3 separate regions of the Homo sapiens genome follow, and regions 2 and 3 are each linked to region 1. Evidence: chromatin contacts called from ENCODE Hi-C or POLR2A ChIA-PET data. All regions are on one chromosome and are shown on one strand. Each heading gives the region's core, a stretch centred on a gene start or an enhancer-like site at or near the end of the contact. The rest is flanking DNA. Distances are from core to core; before and after follow the strand shown.

Evidence for each region. A loop is a pair of places that touch in the nucleus more often than their neighbours do. ChIA-PET counts read pairs that join two places held with the same protein, here RNA polymerase II (POLR2A). Pooled maps may share reads with other maps.
Region 2: a pooled map shows a loop between it and region 1 (5-fold over the local background). The contact joins two enhancer-like sites. A Hi-C loop is called at or near these places in 1 of 50 pooled maps. POLR2A ChIA-PET finds 5 or more read pairs at or near these places in 2 of 52 experiments (OCI-LY7 and activated T-cell).
Region 3: a loop to region 1 is called in a map with no recorded cell type, with 5 times the contacts of the local background. The contact joins two enhancer-like sites. A Hi-C loop is called at or near these places in 2 of 37 single-sample maps with no recorded cell type and 3 of 50 pooled maps. POLR2A ChIA-PET finds 5 or more read pairs at or near these places in 1 of 52 experiments (activated T-cell).

The regions. Positions count from the first base shown.
Region 1 is chr2:231,672,051-231,675,175 of GRCh38, reverse strand. No RefSeq gene overlaps it. Among named protein-coding and RNA genes, the nearest start is that of PTMA, 35 kb to the left of the region's middle. RefSeq lists enhancers at 1-104, 1,608-2,330, 2,317-2,366, 2,867-2,916, 1,928-3,040 and 2 more. Within about 2 kb of position 1,620, at least 29 of the 41 ENCODE cell types and tissues checked have a DNase peak (open chromatin) inside an H3K27ac peak, as active enhancers do.
Region 2 is chr2:230,266,148-230,269,272 of GRCh38, reverse strand. The region is part of intron 12 of SP140 (SP140 nuclear body protein); the gene reads right to left. Among named protein-coding and RNA genes, the nearest start is that of SP140, 42 kb to the right of the region's middle. Within about 2 kb of position 1,657, at least 2 of the 41 ENCODE cell types and tissues checked have a DNase peak (open chromatin) inside an H3K27ac peak, as active enhancers do.
Region 3 is chr2:230,658,881-230,662,005 of GRCh38, reverse strand. No RefSeq gene overlaps it. Among named protein-coding and RNA genes, the nearest start is that of LINC01907, 40 kb to the left of the region's middle. RefSeq lists enhancers at 1,376-1,932, 2,567-2,836 and a cis regulatory region at 2,254-3,125. Within about 2 kb of position 1,250, at least 18 of the 41 ENCODE cell types and tissues checked have a DNase peak (open chromatin) inside an H3K27ac peak, as active enhancers do.

The DNA of each region.
Region 1 (3,125 bases), core at 371-2,870:
GGCTTCCTACAGACGCAAATCCACATACAGGTGGCCTGATTTTCCAAATCCCAAGTCAGAACACCTGGTCCGACCAGGGAGCTGTATTTATGGGGCGGAAGGGGCGAGCTGTTTGCAGTGAGTCTTTGCCGGACTCCCCCGTTTCTGGCCTTCGTGCATTTGGCCACCTGGGGGAGCCCCTGTGCCCTTCAGTCGGAGGGTAGAGGGGCCGTGTGGGAGGGGAGGGGTGCCAGGAGTCCAGAGGGGTTTGCAGGCTGACGGGGCATCCTTCTGGAGCCAGGCCAGGAGTTAACCCATCTGCTGCCAGCCCCCAGCCCTCACGTCCCAGGGCTCTGGGTGGAGATGCCCAGGGTGGGGTAAGGTCGAGGGGATTCGTCCTCCTTGAGACCAGTGGCAGCAGACAGAACACGGTGTTCCGTACAAATGGTCGAGGCCCTCAAAACGCGCCTGCCCCTTGCTTGGAAGAGTAATGCGCTGAGCTGTGTGGGAATGTGTGTGGCTGCTTGGGTCACTGGGACTCCCAGATCAGCCCAAATGCCTGAGGACTTATGAAGCCCTCTGCAAACCTCTCACTGTGGCTGAAAGCACTGGTGCCAGAGTCCATTGGGCAAATCTCAGCCCCCTGGGTGTGCAGCAGCTGCCTGGATGTGTGCCTCTAAGTCCTCACAGGACCCAGAGGCCAATTCCACGTTACCAACCTCACTTTATGCCTGAGGAAACCAAGGCCATCCAGCTGGTACACAGTGAGGCCTCTTTGCACCCAGGGTGCCCTATGCCAGCCTTTGTTCCCAGCCTCCCCACTTCCACTCTCAGAGGGAAGGCAGAAAGAAGGCCCAGGCAGAAAGAAGGGCCTGTGGTGAGGACAGGAGGGCAGAGAGGCAGGCCTGGAGAAACGGGCACCCATGGGGCGGAGAAGAGGAGGGCTCAAAAGACGTGGATGTGGAGCCAGGTAGGTGGGGTTGGCTGGACCAGACTCTGCAGAAGATCCTGGGAGCAGCCGCAGGAGGCCAGCTGCTGAGGAATGAGGAAGGGAGAAGGAGGGGCAGATGGGGTGTGGACATCTCTTTCAAGAAGGAGGCTGCGGGGCCGTGCTTGGTGGCTCACGCCTGTAATCCCAGCACTTTGGGAGGCCGAGGCGGGCGGATCACTTGAGGTCAGGAGTTTGGGACCAGCCTGGCCAACACAGTGAAACTCGGGAAACCCATCTCTACTAAAAATATCAAAAAATTAGCTGGGTGTGGTGGTGGGCGCCTGTAATCCCAGCTACTTGGAGGCTGAGGCAGGAGAATCGCTTCAATCCAGGAAGAGGAGGTTGCAGTGAGCCGAGATCTTGCCACCGCACTCCAGCCTAGGCAACAGAGCAAAACTCCATCTGGAAGGAGAAGGAAAAAATATATATATATATATATGGAGGCTGTGAAGTCAGGGAAGCAGGAGGGAGGTGGGCTAGAGTACCCTGTGTGAACACAAGACCGACCTGGAGGAAGCCAACAGGACGGACAAATACAGTCAAGGGCCAGCACTGTGGTGGAGCCTGGCTGGGAGGGGTCAGACACACCTCCGTTTCCTCACTGAGGACTGGGATTGGGAGCTGTTTGCCGGTGAGAGGCAGGAAGTGGGATGCCCTGGCGTGGGGGGCGGGCCCTCTTTTCCCTGGGGGATGGGAGGAGAAGGAGCCTAAGAGGATGGGTGGGGAAGGGGAGGGAGCAGGGATTCCCCAGTGGCCCAGGGTTGGGGGGCCTTGGAAGTGAGAGCTCTGTGGGGGCTTCAGTCCCCAGAGTCAGTGCCTCAGGAGGGGCCATGCCTTTCAGGGACCAGGTTCTGGGGTCCCAAGGATGGGCCGGACCTTCTAGACCCGGCCTCCCAGATCTGAGTCTCCTCCCCCAAACGCCTCCTTCCTCCGAGGCTCTGACCAAGCTCTTAGGGGAGATTTCAAGGACCCTCCAGAACCAGGGCTCACTGATTTGGTGGAAAACAAGGTCTGCCGTGAAATCAGAACGTCGGTCCCTGCCCAGGGCTTTCAGACCTCCCCCAGTATGGAAAGAGAAAGGGCTTTCAGACTGTCGGGTGGGGCCCGGGCTAGGGTGATTTTGGCGCCTCCAGCAGGCCGGAGGGAAGCAGCTTGCGGGTGGGCCCTCCCTCCAGATCTGCCCTCAGGCCAGGCCCCTCCCTTTCAGGCCTCCTGTTTCTCCTGTGCCTCTCCCTGAACATTCCCAGGTTCACCTGAGCCTCACTGTGTGCAGGGGGTGCTCTGGACCCATCTCATTCCATTCAGCCCTGAGCCAGGTGCCCCTGCCATGCACTCCTGGGGGAGCTGGGCCTGAGGGCGGCCCTGCCTGCTGATACTGGGAAGCCCCTCCCTGGCCCAGCCCTGGGACAGATGGCCCACTGCCCGCACTGTGTGCTCCTCAGTAAACCCCCGTGGGGGCCCCTCGTCTCCTCCTTGTGGCCTCCCCAGTCTCCCCGTCACATTCGGAGAAGCAGTGAGCTGAAAGAGACAACATCTGGGACTCCCCAGGGTCCCCGTGGCCCAGCTGTCTGCCACCCGCAGCCTCAGGGGACTGCTACCCACCCAGTGCTGGCGTCACCCTGCCCAGCATCCTTTGAGGCAGGGTCCCAAGCTTAGTTCCCTCCTGGCCCAGGATCTTTCAGGCAAGAAAGAGCTATGTGGATGGCCGGGTGCAGTGGCTCATGGCTGTAATCCCTGCACTTTAGGGGGCCTAGGTGGGTGGATCACCTGAGGTCAGGAGTTCAAGACCATCCTGGCCAACATGATTAAACCCCGTCTCTACTAAAAATACAAAAAATTAGCTGGGCAAAAAAAAAGAGCTATGTGGGCCTGGCTTACCACCCTGCAGTGGTCCCTGTTATGAAGGCGGGGGAGGGGTTCCCAGCCAGCTCCTCAAAGGTCTGCCCACATCAGCCCCTAGACACACAGGGCCACCTCAGCCCCAGACTGAAAGTCTGCCCTGAGCCTGGGGAAACAGACATCACTGATGGTCTGTGGGATGACTCCACTTGGGACAGGAGTGATTTCAGGAAAGGCAGAATGCTATGAATTCCCTCGGGCGGAGACCGAGGGCTCGCGGCTCCGAAGAGAAAGGGCCGTCTGCTCAGCTGGGTCC
Region 2 (3,125 bases), core at 408-2,907, 1.4 Mb after region 1:
CCAGAAAATACTACTGTTCTTTGACAATAGTGAAAAGCAACTATTTAAACTCATCCCAATTGGCCACTGACTACTTATATCCCCAGTCACATTTCTGAAAGCGAGCCCATTACTGGCAGTTCTACATATCTGAAGCCCAGCCAGTCAGCAACACCCCCTCCACAAAGCCTGCATTGATGGCCAAATGCTAAATTACTCATAAACACTCCTGTTTCTGAAGGTCTGGAGTCCCTACACAATATGCTTCCTAAAACTCTCTATAAAACTGCAGTTTCCTTTTCTATAGAGACTGTGTCTTACAAGCACAGGGCCTCCTCCCACTAGGTGCCTTGCTTAGCTAGGAATAAATCAGCTTTTAGTTTCAGATTATGAGTAGTAGCCTAGCCCTTCAAAAATTGGAGTTCCTGCCGAGATTATCTTGAAGATTCTTGCTGGGGAGTGTCCTGTGGGACCCTTGGAACCACAGGCATGAATCTCAGGCCACTGTGTCCAGCTCAGGTCATTTTTCTGACCTACTGCCAAGTGAATCTTTCTCAACAACAACTCGAACTCTGACTTGTTTCACTGAGCTCCTAGTTCTGAATTTATCTTATTTAAACATGGGTATACAATTAGATACAATTAGATATTTTCAGTTGGAAGTACACCACTTAGCAAACATTTTCTCAATTAATGTGCTTATTTACTTATTTACTTGTTTCACTACTTCATCTACTGTTACCTTTCTTTTGTCTTTTTTTTTTTTTTTAGACAGAGTTTCACTCTTGTCGCCCAGGCTGGAGTGCAACCGCGTAATCTCGGCTCACTGCAACCTCCGCCTCCTGGGTTCAAGAGATTCTCCTGTCTCAGCCTCCCAAAGTAGCTGGGATTACAGGTGCCTGCCACCACGCCTGGCTAATTTTTGTAATTTTAGTAGAGAGGGGATTTCTCCATGTTGGCCAGGCTGGTCTCGAACTCCTGACCTCAGGTGATCCACTCATCTCGGCCTCCCAAAGTGCTGGGATTATAGGCATGAGCCACCACACCCGGCCTCTTCTGTCTATTTTTAAAAAGTCTTATCTCTGCCAGGCATGGTGGCTTATGCCTGTTAATAGGTCATATTACAGGCAGATGGCTTGAGCTCAGGAATTCTAGACTATCCTGGGCAACATAGCAAAACCCCACCAAAAAAACAAAAAGTCTTATTTCATGTGTGCTTGTTCCTGATTTTCCTGTGCTTTCTGAATGTTAGAAGACAGTGATCCAAAGCAAACAGCTGGTGGTCAAGGTCTGATAAGTCCTCAATTCAAGCCAGCCCCTAAAACTAATGGATGTGGGTCCATTAGACAGTAGCCAAACTGTGCAAAGATGTTCGGTCACATTTTTTCTTGGGTCCCTCATCAAAACCTTCATGAGGGCACCTAGTGTCTTGTCAATTTGTGAAAGAAAATCATTTTGTTTAGTATGTAATCTGGAGTCAACTACAATCATGTAATTAATCATATGTCCCCTTTTCAGTTTCTGCTTCATTCATGTGGAACACACCATTCACACTTATACTGAAATATAGTGGCCTCTTTGCTGTTTGTCACGGGATTGTCTTTGCCAAAGCCATAATCTCCCCGACAAAATGTTCACTTCCTCTGTATACTTTCATCATGATTCTAACTCTTGTACTTTTCTTAATAACTGGCAAAATTTTCCCTAAAATGACTCTGGCTTGCAATGGGGAGGTTTTGTCATGTCCAAAGTAAGTAACACATTTGACAAGTAGGTCTATAAAAGAAGAGAAAAAAATCACTGAATGTTTCCACATCTCAACCAGTAATCTATTACTTTCAGACCATTATCTGAGGAACACTGTTTTCAACAAAACCTCTATAAATGTAATAGGTAGGGATCTATTCTGCAAATAGAACTACCAGATTAAAGGTTCAGAAGAAGGACTAATTTTAGAAGTCCTGGAAAATTCTCTGACACATGATCTATGTATAGTTGACCTGACCATTAGTATACCTACACTACGGATGATTTGAGGTCTGCAAGCAATAAACAAAATAGGTATACCTCACTTCCCTGTACCTCCTAACCAGATTACTACAATCTCTTCAGTCTCACCTAAAGCCAAAATTTTTAATATATTTATGTTCAGCTTTGTTTAATGTCTCACTTGATAAAGATAAATATTATTTGCTTGGGAAAATCAGTGGCTTATCTGGACAGTTATTTTCTAGGAATTTCCTTGACGATAGGCAGAATTCTAAGATGGCCCCCAAATATTTCTTTCCCTAATCCTGAGGACTGTGAACATAATGAGATATTACTTCCATAATTACCTTATGTGATATGGCAGAGCTGTCCTTAAGAGAGACTAATAGAGTGGATCTGGTTTAACCTTATGAGCCTTTTAAGAGCAGGGAGTTTTCTCTAGCCAGCAGCAGAAGAGGAAGTCAGAGATTCAAAGTGTGAGAAGGATTCCACACAAGATTGCTGGCTTCAAGATGGAGGGGCAATGTATTAAGGAATATGATTGGCTTCCAGGAGCTGAGAGTGGTCCGTGACCAACAACCAGCAACAAAGCTGTGACCTCGGTTCAACAACCACGAGGAACTGGATTATGTCAACAACCTGGGTGAGCTCGATTGCAAGATTCTCAGAGCCTTCAGCCAAGACTTCAGCTGGGCTGACATCTTAATTTCAGCCTAAGGAGACTCTAAGCAGAGAACTAAGTTGAGCCCACCCACACTTCTGCTGGCAGGACTGTGAGATAACAAGTGGGTATTGTAGTAAGCCATTACATTTGTGGTTATTTGTCATGCAGCAATGAAAAACGAACACAACCATCTTCTTCCAAGTTTTAAATACGGCCTAAGGGATACAAAGCTCATACCTGCATCTTCTCTGATCTGATGCATAGGTCACCTCTATTATACTCTATAGATCTAGACATTTCTTAATCTATTCATTGAGTTGGGCAAAAATGGACATAAAACTTCTAAGGAAAAACTCCAAGTTTGTAAAACAAACAAAATGAAACAAAACAAAAACTAGGCTATTTTCTCAGACATAATCTATTGGCTGAGGAAATAATATTATATAAAGAAATGTTACAATGTCTTCAGAGTTTCCCAAGACCAATGACTGAA
Region 3 (3,125 bases), core at 1-2,500, 1.0 Mb after region 1:
CAACCCTGTCAACACCTGGATCTCAGACTTCCAGCCTCCAGAATCATGAGGAAGTATACTTCTGTTGCTTAAGGCACCCGGTCTGTGGATCTAGGTAATGGCAGCCCTATCAAACTAATACCACACCTATGTCTAGCTCGGTTCAAAGGATTTTGCATGGGTTGCTCATTTGAGCCTAACCACAACCCTGGTACCATACTCATTTCTCAGATGCAGGAGCTGAGTGCCAGGAAGTGGTGATAAGGGGGCTGGGGAAAGGAAGAAAGTCTAAATCTTGGGGTTCTGGACCTTGTGAGGTTAGGGAAAGGAGCTTTGGTTGCCCGATCTGCCAGGCCCTTCTACATCTGAGCTCTGTGGGGAATCAGGCCTATGGGGAACTGGGGTGCTCAAACCACACCCCTAAGCCGGCCCATGCTATAGCCCTCCATGCCCCCAGTACAGCAGTGCCCCTGTGTCTCTATTTGGAACCCTGGGATCTGAGTCGCTGCCTGGCACTACCCAAAGGGACTCATCTCTATGGTGCAGTTCCAGATACTGAGGCCAACAGGGGTGAGGAAGAGAAGTAAGACAGCCCTAGGCAGGACACATTTCCCCCGTGTGCCTCAAAGGATTTAATCATCATGCACTGACTCTCACGCCTGCCTGGAGAGTCAGATTCTCTAATATGAGATTGTGTGGAGCCCACTGGTTCTTCAACTACCATTCTCAGTCAAGTTGATAGTATGGCTAATATTTATTGAGGTCCTACTATGTGCCAGGCCCTGTCCTAAGTGCATTCCATAGAGTTTCTCATTTAATTTTCTTGGCATCCCTGTGAGATGGTCTTCAATGTTATCACTATTTTACAGATGAGGAAACCGAGGCTTAGAGAGTTCAAGTGTGGAGTTGGGATCCTGTCTGACTCCTATGCTGGCTGTCTATTTCTTTTTTTTTTTTTTTTTTGAGATGGAGTCTCATTCTGTTGCCCAGGCTGGAGTACAGTGGTGCAATCTCGGCTCACTGCAATGCCTGATATGCTGGCTGTCTTAACCATTAACTGGCACTGACTGTATACCTTGCCCTGTGCTGCCTTTGGCTATAGTTGGCTGGACATGTTCCCCAATCCCCTTGTGCTGGGCAGAGAATCAGGAAGGAAGCTGGGGTGTAAGAACGGAAACTGCCAACCAGTACCACAAAGATCTGAACTCTTATTCACGTGGTCTGTAACCTCCTGCCCGCTCTCCCTCCCCCACCCGTGGTCTCTGCCTGGGAGCTGAGATTGTCCCCTTCTGTTTAACTTGGTGTTTGACCCCGGCCACCTGCTGTTCATTTCATTCAGTTTCACCGGGACACCCAGACCAGGGCACGGGAGGTGGCCCTGTTACCAGTTCTTTGTCATCTGTAGCTGGTTGTGAAATGCCCTGGCTGATCCACACCAGAAGAAGGAGAGAAAATTTCCCTGGGGCTGGAATTGCTGGGGCCCTTCCTAGAGGAACAAGCACAGCCCAGAGACAAATCTGAAGCCACTGCCTGTACACGTGGGTTGGGAACTGCCTGTCCAGGACACCTCCTGCAGAAGACTGGCCCAAGGCCTTGTCCTTTCCTTGGCAGGGACAGTGCGGGGACGAGAGAGTCCCAGGGGGGTCATGTGAGCTCTGTTTCCGGAGTCTATCTGGGAACCTTTTCCTTCCCTGCTGGTCCACATTCCCGGAGCTCTGCGAGTCAGCATCGAGGTGAAGGTGGGCCAGCGCAGGCCCTTCCCTGTGGCCTCTGAGTCTGGGGGGGTTGCCATCCTCTGGGTCTGATGTACCCTCCTTATGTGCAGGGTGGGGGGTGCAGAAGTAGAGTAAGTGGGCCAGGCGCGGTGGCTCACGCCTGTAATCCCAGCACTTTGGGAGGCCGAGGAGGGTGGATCACGAGGTCACAAGATCGAGACCAGTCTGACCAACATGGTGAAACCCTGTCTCTGCTAAAAATACAAAAAAATTAGCTGGGCACAGTGGCACGTGCCTGTAATCGCAGCTACTCGGGTGGCTGAGGCAGGAGAATTGCTTGAACCTGGGAAGCGGAGGTTGCAGTGAGCTGAGATCACGCCACTGCACTCCAGCCTGGTGACGGAGCAAGACTCCGTCTCAAAAAAAAAAGAAGTAGAGTAATTGTGCCCAGGAGCCCAATCCATGTCTGTTAGGAGCCTGCTTCCTGCCACCGGTCCCTGGGTGGCACACTGGAAGGTGCTTGGCATAGAACGAGGGCAGTGGTGTGTCAGCAGGCCGGGCACAGAGGCAGATGGACTGGGGGCCTTGTTGAGAAGCCAGAGGCCATGTCGAGGCTGCACAAGGCCGTGACTGCCTGCTTGAGTCTGGGGAAGCTGCAGGGCTCCTGTTCCAGGTGCCCACCAGCCACTGCGCCAGGGGAAATGCCTCTGAGAGCACATCAGGGGCTTCTCAAGCTGCAGCCACAGGGGCTGGGCTTGGCACAGAGTGACGGAGGAGGGGGCTGTTCCTGCAGGTTTTGGTAAGGCGCTGCCTCCTAACCACAGCTGATCCTATGTATGGGCTGATGTCTAGGCTCTTCTTTAGAAAAATTAGCATAACTGTCTTCCCTTCCACCCCTCCGCACCCCACGACCTGCAATCCCTCTGAGCCCTTATCTTCACTTATCAGACACCCAACACTCTTCTTCTCATTTTCTGAATGACTCCACAGTTCTAGAAATTAAAGCCTGCTGTATTCTGAGAAGGTGCTTTCTGTTTCCTCTGGTGAGTGGGCAGCACATACTTTGAGACTCCGCAGGGCAGAATTAGAGGGCCCAGGTACTGAAATTGACTCACTAGGTGGGGGTGGGGAGCACTGAGACCATCTTGAGTGCTTGGAGAAAAGTTGGACAGTCAGGTGGCACAGGGGCAACCGTGGGGTCTGGAAGGGGAGCACCGGGGGATGACTGAGGGGATGGAGGAGAGTGGTAGAGGAGAGACTGGAAACCAGGGAGGGCATGGGCAGCCCTGGGAAGACTGCAGAGGTTGAAGATGTGGAGGACACACCAGGCTGGGCGGAGCGGTGCTTAGCAGGCACTAGTGAGGCAGGTTATCAAAGCAGGGACTATCCCAGGGATGTGGTCACCATGATTGTGGTCGAGGGGCCTGAAGG